3 separate regions of the Homo sapiens genome follow, and all the other regions are linked to region 3. The links are chromatin contacts, found by Hi-C or POLR2A ChIA-PET in ENCODE. All regions are on one chromosome and are shown on one strand. The core of a region is the stretch at or near the end of the contact, and the rest is flanking DNA. Distances in the headings are between cores, read along the strand shown.

Region 1 (3,379 bases), core at 530-3,029, 310 kb before region 3:
GGAAAGGTGGGGAAAAGATTGAGAAATCGGATGGTTGCTGTGTCTGTGTAGAAAGAAGTAGACATGGGAGACTTTTCACTTTGTTCTGTACTAAGAAAAATTCTTCTGCCTTGGGATCCTGTTGATCTGTGGCCTTACCCCCAACCCTGTGCTCTCTGAAACATGTGCTGTGTCCACTCAGGGTTAAATGGATTAAGGGCGGTGCAAGATGTGCTTTGTTAAACAGATGCTTGAAGGCAGCATGCTCGTTAAGAGTCATCACCACTCCCTAGGAAAACCAGAGACCTTTGTTCTCTTGTTTATCTGCTGACCTTCCCTCCACTATTGTCCTATGACCCTGCCAAATCCCCCTCTGCAAGAAACACCCAAGAATGATCAATTAAAAAATAAAATAAAATAAAATAAAAGACCTAAACATAAGAGGTGAAACCATAAAACTCTTAGCAGGCTGGGAGTGGTGGCTGAAGCCTTGTAATCCCAGCACTTTAGGAGGTCAAGATGGGCAGATGGCTTGAGCCGAAGAGTTTGAGACCAGCCTGGGCAACGTGGCAAAACCCTGTCTCTACAAAAAATACAAAAATTAGCCTGGCGTGGTGATACACACCTGTAGTCCCAGCTACTAGGGAGGCTGAGGCAAGAGGATTGCTTGAGCCTGGGAAGACAAGGCTGCAGTGATCCGTGATCAAGCCATTGCACTCCAGCCTGGGAGACAGAGAGAGACTCTGTCTTGAAAACTAACTAAATAAACAAATAAAAGCAAGAATCTAAATTGGCACTTCTGCAAAGAAGATACACAAATGGTCAGTAACCACAAAAATAATGCTCAACATCATTAGTTCTCAAGGAACTGCAAATCAAAACCACAATCAGATATCACTTCACACCCACTAGGATGGTTATAATTTAAAAGACAGATAAGAGCAAATGTTGATGAGAATGTAGAGAAACTGAAACTCTCATGCACTGATGCCAGGAAGGTAAAATGGTACAATGCCTGGGTGACAGAGTGGAGAATCTGTCTCAAAGAAAAAGAAAAATCTTGAAATCGTGTCTTGTGACTTTGGAAAACAGCCTGGTAGTTCTTCGAAATGTTAAACATAGTTACCATTCCTAGGTGTATGTATACCCAGAGAAATGAAAATATATGCATACACAAAAACTTGTACACAAATGCTCTTAGCAGCATTATTCATAATAGTCCCAAAGTGAAAACAACCCAAATGTCCATCAACTAATGAATGGACAAATGTAATGTAGTACAGTAGTGCTTCTTCTCATCCGCAGTTTCACCTTCTGCAGTTTCAGTTACATACAGTCAATTGCATTGGGAAAATGTGAAATGAAAAACTCCAGAAATAAACAATTTATGAGTTTTAAATTGTGCAGGCCAGGTGCAGTGGCTCACTCCTGTAATCCCAGCATTTTGGGAAGCCAAGACAGGCAGATCACTTGAGGCCCAGAGTTCAAAACCAGCTTAGCCAACTTGGTGAAACCTCATCTCTACAAAATATACAAAAAGTAGCCAGGCATGGTGGCGCATGCCTGTGGTCCCAGCTGCTTGCGGGGCTGAGGCGGGAGGATTGCTTGAACCTGGGAGGCAGAGGTTGCAGTGAGCAGAGACTGAGCCACTGTGCTCCAGCCTGGGTGACAGAGTGGAAACGCTGTCTCAAAAAAAAAAAAAAAAAGTTTGAAACTGTGTCTTGTTCTGAGTAGCATGATAAAATCTTATGTCATCCCACTCCATCCTTCCCAGGAAGTGAATCATCCCTTTGTCCTGTGCATCTATGTTCTCTATAACACCATTAGTCACTTAGTAACTATCAGATTGACAGTTACAGTATCACAGTTCTTGTATTCAAGTCACCCATATTTTTCTTGATAATGGCCCTAAAGCACAAAAGCAGTGATGCTGGCATATTTTTATGAATTGTTCTATTTAGTTATTGCTGTTGTTAATATCTTACTGAGCCTAATTTATTTTTATTTCTATTTTTATCTTATAATTTATAAATTAAACTTTATCCTAAGTATCTATATATAGAAAAAAACATAGTATATATAGGATTTGGTGCTATCTGTGGTTTCAAGCATTCCCTGGAGAACTCGGAACATATGCCCCCCAGATAAGAGGAAACTACTGTGTATCCACATAAGGGAGTATTAAGCAATTGAAAGAAATAAAGTACTGGTAAATGCTATAACATGGATGAACCTTCAAAACATTATACTAAGTGAAAGAAGCCAGTCGTGAAACATCATAGTGTAATGCATTACATGAAATGTCCAGGCTAGGCAATCTATAGGAACAGAAACTAGATTAGTAAAAGCTAAGACTGGAGGATTTCAGAGGAAATGAGGAGTAGCTGCTGATAGGTATGAGGTTTCCTTTGGGGATGATAAAATTCGTCTAAAATTGGTTGTACTGATGGTTTCACAATTCTGTGAAACCCAAAAAGCATTGACTGGCAGGAGAGGGGATTCCTTTAAACGGGTGAATTGTGTGGTATGTAAACTATATTTCAATAAAGCTCTTACAAGAAAAAAAAAAGATGGCTATGACATGATTCTTGCTTTGGAAGAGCACGACTCAGACATTTTGAATCCTCTGCATTCCTATAAAAATTTCTGAATTGTTTTAGTGTCTTCCAATAAAAGAGGAAACAGCGGGTACAGAAGAGAATCAATAGAAACATCCACTAAAATATAAAAAGGATTACAAAATAAAAGAGTTTCACCAACACTCCAGGCAACGGGGCTAGAGATTAACATCAGCTCTATTTATACTGTTTGCGCATAATTGCATATGGTTACACATGCTTAAGTTGACTAAAAATTACATCTAGGCCGGGCACGATGGCTCACATCTGTAATCCCAGCACTTTGGGAGGCTGAGGTGGGCAGATCACTTGAGGTCAGGAGTTCGACGCCAGCCTGGCCAACATGGTGAAACCCCATCACTACAAAAATACAAAAACTGGCTGGGTGCGGTGGCTCATGCCTGTAATCCTGGCACTTTGGGAGGCCGAGGCTGGCGGATCACGAGGTCAGTAGTTCGAGACCAGCCTGACCAACATGGTGAAACCCCGTCTCTACTAAAAGTACAAAAATTAGCCAGGTACGGTGGCACATGCCTGTAATCCCAGCTACTCAGGAGGCTGAAGTAGGAGAATCACCTGAACCTGGGAGGCAGAGGTTGCAGTGAGCCAAGACTGCACCACTGCACTCCAGCCTGGTGACAGAGCGAGACTCCATCTCAAAAAAAAAAAAAAAAATTATCTGGGTGTGGTTGCGTGCATCTGTAATTCCAGCTACTGGGAGGCGGAGGCACAAGAATTGCTTGAACCCAGGAGGCGGAGGTTGCAGTAAGCTGAGATCGCGC
Region 2 (3,187 bases), core at 227-2,726, 430 kb before region 3:
GGGTCTTTTGGGTCATTTCTTTGCATTTCCTAAAGAATATGTTTTTTACCTTATCATGTAGACAACTTTGATCTGTGCTGCTGAGCATAAAGAAACATTTGATAGCTTCCATAAACCTGACAGTTTGACACTAAGTGTGGGAGGGAAATCACTAAACTAATAAGTATATGAAATATCATCCCTTCTTTGTGGAATTATGAGCTCATTCATCTCCAAAACAAAATTACATTAAAAGCTTCAGACACACGAAAATGTTGATTTGCCTCCCATTTGTTTCAAGATGGCCTTAAACCTAGAATGTGGACTTAAAAATACACCATAACAGAAAATATGGTCAGATCTAACAGCTAATTACAACACCAATATAAGGCAACAAAGCTCTCTCTTTGGTAGAGTAGAAAATAAAGCTAAAAACATTGTTTGTTTGTTTTGTTTTTGGGTTTTTTTTTTTTTTTTGAGACAAAGTCTCACTCTGTTGTCCAGGCTGGAGTGCAGTGGCGTGATCTCGGCTCACTGCAACCTCCGCCTCCCGGGTTCAAGCAATTCTCCTGCCTCAGCCTCCTGAGTAGCTGGGATTACAGGCGCGCGCCACCACACCCGGCTAATTTTTGTATTTTTAGTAGAGACGGGGTTTCACCATGTTGACCAGGCTGGTCTCAAACTCCTGACCTCGTGATCTGCCCGCCTGGGCCTCCCAAAGTGCTGAGATTACAGGAGTGAGCCACTGAGCCCGGCCGTTTGTTTGTTTTTCATTACATATATGGTGGGCCCTTTATGTGCAGGACACTGTGTGAAATGCATTTTCTCACTTAAACCCCTAACATGATGCTGAAGTAGATGCCATAATCCCATTTTACAGATGAAGCTGAAGTCCAGAAAGGTCAGCCATTTGACCAAAGTGGGCCTCCAGAAAGCAATGGAAGTGAGATCCAAACCCAGGTTTACAACAGTTATTGAGCACTACTTATGTGCCAGGCACTGATCTCAGCACTTTTCAAGTATTAACAGATTTAATCCCCACTGCAATATTACAGGGAGACATTGCTGTCACCTGATTTTAGATGAAGAAATGAGGCAGAGAAAGGTAAAATAATTTGTCCAAAGTCACACATCCCTCTGATTCAATGCCTGAGACAGATCTATGTGCAGTGGAGGGTATGGAAAGTGACATGCAGGTCATCCCTTTCCTCGGGCTGTGGACATTTCAGAATGTCCAGGGTTCGGGTAGGAACACTGAGTTCTACCTCGCTTCTGTGCCACTGTGGGAAGTTGAGGCCAAACTTAGTGAAGCCACATGGCCAGCTTGAAACCTGTGGGTCTTCGGGTTTGGCTCTCACCATTCATCTGCAAAGAAAAGCTGTGTAACCCACCTTCTCCCGAGGAAGGCACCTTTCTGCCAACAATGGCCTCACCTGACACTCTGGTCAGTTACACAAGCACTGTTCTAAAAAGCATCTGGGGAAGTACGCACAAATGCATGGCCCATTTCTACTCCAGTTAAATTTAGCAAAACTTTGAGTAAATTTTCACACCCAATGCTGGTGATTAATAGCAAAACAGTTGTGCTCATGTATCACTCATGGCTGGGAAAACAGAAGTGAAACCTTACGAAAATACCTCAGAACAACCAACAATAGTTGAAAAACAGAAAAGAAACATAAATGTGTGGGTGCCTACTGTAGCATCAAATGTAATGCTGAGAAAATTTGGAACAACCTAAATATCTAGCCATAGGAACAAGCAAAATTGTGATCCAGAAGTCCATCGATTGCCTATGAAGCCATTAACAAAAGACATGCACTATAAAGATGAAAAACAATGTTTATAGAAACAAAATAAACTTTTTTTTGAGCCAGAGTCTCGATCTTGTCACCCAGGCTGGAGTGCAATGGCAAAATCTTGGCTCACTGCCACCTCGGCCTCCCGGGTTCAAGCGATTCTCCTGCCTCAGCCTCCCGAGTAGCTGGGATTACGGGCACCTCCACCAAGCCTAGCTAATTTTTTTTTTTTTTTTTTGTATTTTTAGTAGAGATGGGGTTTCACCATGTTGGCCAGGCTGGTCTCGAACTCCTAACCTCAGGTGATCCACCCACCTCAGCCTCCCAAAGTGCTGAGATTACAGACGTGAGCCACCACATCCGGCCCAAAATAAACTTTTGGTCAACACTAAAATTGTAATTCTATTAAAAGCTTGCTTTGCAAACAGACTATGATTACAAGTGACCATTGTTACAAGTGAACAGTAATGTGTCAGGAGGCAGGATACATTTTAAAAATGTATCTTGGCTGGGCACCATGACTCATGCTTATGAATCCCATCACTTTGAGAGGCCAAGGCAGGAAGAATGCTGGAGGCCAGAGGTTCAAGATCCGTCTGGCCAACATACTCTACAAAAATGTTCTTAAAATAGCTCAGTGTGATAGTGCACGCCTATAGTCCCAGCTACTCAGGAGGCTGAGACAGGAGGATCCCAAGCCCACAAGTTCAAGGCTGCAGTGAACTACAATAGCCACTCCAGCCTGGGCAACAGAGGAGGACTCTGTCTCTAAAAAAAATATAAATAAATAAAAGTGTATCTTTACTGCTGTCATAATGTTTGTGAGTAAAACAAGAAAAACAAGTTTAGCACCAAGTTTGTTGCCCCCAGAGCACGCACATGGCCCTCCTACTCCACTTACCCTCCATTAGAATATAGTAGTCTTGGCTGGACACGGTGGCTCATGACTGTAATCCCAGTGCTTTAGGAGGCCAAGACGGGAGGATCATGAGGTCAGGAGATCGAGACCATCCTGGCTAACACGGTGAAACCCCATCTCTACTAAAAATACAAAATTAGCCAGGCGCAGTGGTGCACTCCTGTAGTCCCAGCTACTCGGGAGGCTGAGGCAGGAGAATGGCCTGAACCAGGGAGGCGGAGCTTGCAGTGAGCCGAGATCGTGCCACTGCACTCCAGTCTGGGCTACGGAGTGAGACTCCGTCTCAAAAAAAAAAAAAAAAGAGATTATAGTAGTCTTCCTTCAAGGCGACAAATCCGGGCCTACTTCTTCCCCGGATGTCTTGCCTTAGCATAGGGGACAGAAACACATTTATTCAGCACCCATAATGGCCTGGCCCTGACATAGCTGAGCTGTTCCTATGCATTATCACCTTGAATGACACACACCTTCTACGAGGCGAGTGGTGTTA
Region 3 (3,425 bases), core at 761-3,260:
CTGCCATGTTTTAACTTATACCTGCCCTGCATGTTATTTGTCTAGTTCATATGAACATGCAGGTTTGCAACTCTCATGAAGGCTTTCTTTTTATTTTTGGTTCTAGCTCCCAAACTGATTGAACGACAGACCAATCAGTTGATCTACTTATTAATCTATAATAAGTTCAAGACTAGCCTGGCCAACAGGGTGAAACCCTGTCTCTACTAAAAATACAAAAATTAGCCAGGTGTGGTGGCATGCACCTGTAATCCCAGCTACTTGGGAGGCTGAGGCGGGAGAACTGCTTGAACCCAGGAGGTGGACGTTGCAGTGAGCGGAGATTGCACCACTGCACTCCAGCCTAGGCAATAGAGACTCAGTCTCAAAATAAATAAATAAATAAATAAATGTGAGCTGAAAGGAGTGTTTCTCTGTATTGTATGTTTTTTCTAGAGCTACAGATTTTATTCGTACTTTATCACTTTTCCCAACTCACCTCATAAGCAGCACCCAGATCCTGGAATTTCTCCTGGGCTTGTGGATCATCAGGGTTCCGGTCGGGATGAAGCTGCAGGGCTAGTTTCCTATAGGCCTTTTTAATATCCTTTATAGAGGCACTTCGAGGCACCCCCAAGATCTTATAGAAATCTCGTCTGGGAAGTAGAGGGAGAGAATACTTCATTAAAGAGTTACATGTTACATTTTTCAAAGTAAAAGATTTATTTTTCCTCTACATTTAGGTTTGTATCTGAGCAAAGAGGTATAAAAATGAAGGTTTATGTGACACATACACACACAAAGAATGACTAAAGAGAGAACACCAGAATTTGTAATGAATCTTATATATTGAAGTAATCACAGTAAGAGGCTATATACTTCTTTTCGGATTATTCAAAACATCTGTGGCACTTTTCTTTCAGAACCACCTTCGGTCAAGAAAACCACTTCCTTATTTTATGGTCTCATGTTATCTTTAGGCAATAACCATATAATCAAATTAACTCTTCCCCCCTTTCCCTATACTGGCTCCAAATGATTTTGACTTTTCTAAAAGTCAAATAACACTCTCAAAGGATGATTTTCCTTCTTTAAAAAGATTATGCCACATAAATGTCCTAACAGTAGCACTGCCAGAATGTTAAAGATGAAGCAACTTAAGATAATAAATAGCTCAAGAAGCTGGGAAGTACAAGGGCTGTCTAAAGATCTTCTTGTTCCCATCCCGCATCCAATTTCGTTCAGTCCCAACTCGGGCTGGCATCATCCACCCACTTTAATGTCAGCCCCAGAATGGCTCTTCGAAGGCTTGGCATAGAGCATCGTCCGCTTCTCCACCTCAGCGGGGCACAGCAACTCACCTCTTTGATCAAACAAACGTCCATCCCCTCAACCTCAGCCTGGCACTGTCACTATCTTTCCTTACAGTCAGGCATCCCTCTTTCTTCCCCAGCTCTACGTGACACTGCTTCAGCTCGCAACCACCTTCTTTCCCTCATCCCCCAAATGCCGTTTGGCAATGCATCCAACTCCCACTCCTCTGGGCAAATCTAGCTCTACCTAAGACCCTCTCTGGACCTAAGGCCCTCTCACTGGTGTCACCCACGGTTCTCCTCTCACCCCACTAGCCTGGCCCATACTACCCCTTCCTCCGCCACCCCGCCAACCCACAGCGATGCCCCTCTCCACTCCGTCAGTCTGGCAATGCCACTTCCCCCACCCCCTCCCACCCCCCAGCAAAGGCTGACCCACAGGCCCCGTTGTCTGCGAGTGTCTGTTCCTCACCCGGCAATCACCGCCCCGATGAGGTATAGCAGCAACAGGCAAAAGGTGCTCAGGTTCTGCGGAGCCATGGTTCCTCTGTCCCGGGTCCTGTTCCACACACTCCTCACAGCCTCCTCCGCCGCCGCGTCGGCTCGCCAGCCCACCCGGCCCTGTGAGGCCGCCTCACACCGGGGGGGCGCGGGGGTCTCCTTGGTCCGCAGAGACAGCTAGCTAGCCCCCTCTTCTGCCGGTCCACTTCCCGGGAGTCCCGAGTCCCGGTGAGAGAAGCCCCCGGTAGGCGAGAGCCAATCGTTGCCCGGGACATCACACGCGGCCGGCGCCTGGAAGCCAATCAGCGCAGTACACTTCACCTCCGAGGCGGCACGGGCAACCAGTTAGGCTTCAGAACTGCAGTCGCAGCTCTTGACCAATTAGAAGCGGAGACGTCAGAGGGTCGCGCCGCTGCAGGAACCCGCTCTGCCTGAGCTACCGCGAGTCGTAGAAAATTACGTAATGATAGGGGGCCGGTCAGAGTGAGGGCACCTGAGGTACACGAAATCCCTCCGGCTTGCCCACTTCCTCGGACTTTCCACCAATCAGGAGCTTCCTCCCCAGCACCAACCAATTGTGGGAGAGAAGTTTTCTCTGTGCTACAAGCCCGGAATTTCATTCATACCCAGCTACGCTCCGAATGAGGGAGCAGAGGTACAGCGGCCGAATGAGCGGGAACAGTTATTCCACGACAGGTGTACATCAGACGCATTGCTTAGGCCTCTTATTTTACGTTCTCCAAGCAACTCCATAAGACAACTGTCTCGGAAAGGCTACAGTGATGACAGACCGACTTAAGTTCGGATTCGGCTTCCACCGCTTCTTAGTGGTGAGACCCCCCACCCCTCCCCTCCTCCCAAGTCTGAGCCTAAGTTTATCAACAAAACTGAGGCAAAGCACTTATTGGCAGTTCTGTGAATTTTAACAGGGAAAAAAATCGGTAAATCATCGGGCGTATAGTAAGCAGGCAACGAGTAAAAACCATTATTACGGTTCAAGCAGAACTCTTTGATTCCCCATCTTCCCCCCGATTTTGCTCATCGCAGTTACACAACACCTAGTTGATCAGGACAAAGCTCTAGGTGTTTTTATTCCTTTCATGCATAAGCTATCCAACTCTTTACCTCTGAACTATACTTCAATCTGTTCACTACATCTCCATTACCAGGATTCTGGGTCACAGTGTATCTCTCACCTGGCCAGGGCCTCCTAACTGGCCTCCTTGCCCCCACTCTTAATATCTTCCTTAATATCTTAATATATGTTGCTCATCCCTGTCCCTCACTCCATGATTTAAAAAAAAAAAAAAAAAGCCCGGGCGCGGTGGCTCACCCACCCAAAGTGTAATCAGCACTTTGCGAGGCCGAGACGGGCGGAGCACCTGAGGTCAGGAGCTTGAGACCAGGCTGGCCAACATGATGAAACCCTGTCTCTACTAAAACTACAAAAATTAGCCAGGTGTGGTGGCGAGCGCCTGTAACCCCAGCTGCTCGGGAGCCTGAGGCAGGAGAATTGCTTGAACCTGGGAGGTGGAGGTTGCAGTGAGCCGAGTTCCTGCCACTGCACTCCAGCCTGGGCGACAGAGTGACACACCGTTTCAAAATAAATAAATAAATAAATAAATAAAAAAT

The links. A loop is a pair of places that touch in the nucleus more often than their neighbours do. ChIA-PET counts read pairs that join two places held with the same protein, here RNA polymerase II (POLR2A). Pooled maps may share reads with other maps.
Region 1: a loop to region 3 is called in a pooled map, with 6 times the contacts of the local background. The contact joins the enhancer-like site here to the promoter of DNAJB11 in region 3. A Hi-C loop is called at or near these places in 5 of 50 pooled maps. POLR2A ChIA-PET finds 5 or more read pairs at or near these places in 4 of 52 experiments (B cell, activated CD4-positive, alpha-beta T cell and activated T-cell).
Region 2: a loop to region 3 is called in a pooled map, with 14 times the contacts of the local background. The contact joins the enhancer-like site here to the promoter of DNAJB11 in region 3. A Hi-C loop is called at or near these places in 1 of 168 maps with a recorded cell type or tissue (B cell), 1 of 37 single-sample maps with no recorded cell type and 6 of 50 pooled maps. POLR2A ChIA-PET finds 5 or more read pairs at or near these places in 2 of 52 experiments (PC-9 and Panc1).

What each region holds. Positions count from the first base shown.
Region 1 is chr3:186,881,376-186,884,754 of GRCh38, reverse strand. No RefSeq gene overlaps it. Among named protein-coding and RNA genes, the nearest start is that of ADIPOQ-AS1, 22 kb to the right of the region's middle. Within about 2 kb of position 1,779, at least 2 of the 41 ENCODE cell types and tissues checked have a DNase peak (open chromatin) inside an H3K27ac peak, as active enhancers do.
Region 2 is chr3:186,999,225-187,002,411 of GRCh38, reverse strand. The region is part of intron 2 of ST6GAL1 (ST6 beta-galactoside alpha-2,6-sialyltransferase 1); the gene reads right to left. Among named protein-coding and RNA genes, the nearest start is that of ST6GAL1, 70 kb to the right of the region's middle. RefSeq lists enhancers at 1,183-1,302, 1,443-1,492, 1,503-1,722, 2,261-3,151, 3,152-3,187. Within about 2 kb of position 1,476, at least 10 of the 41 ENCODE cell types and tissues checked have a DNase peak (open chromatin) inside an H3K27ac peak, as active enhancers do; they include B cell, where a contact is called at or near this core.
Region 3 is chr3:186,569,305-186,572,729 of GRCh38, reverse strand. It overlaps DNAJB11 (DnaJ heat shock protein family (Hsp40) member B11), which reads right to left and starts at 2,010. Exons shown (of 10, transcript NM_016306.6): 1 at 1,765-2,010; 2 at 479-635. The coding sequence starts at 1,832. It also overlaps a transcript of TBCCD1 not described here. RefSeq lists a silencer at 1,759-1,998.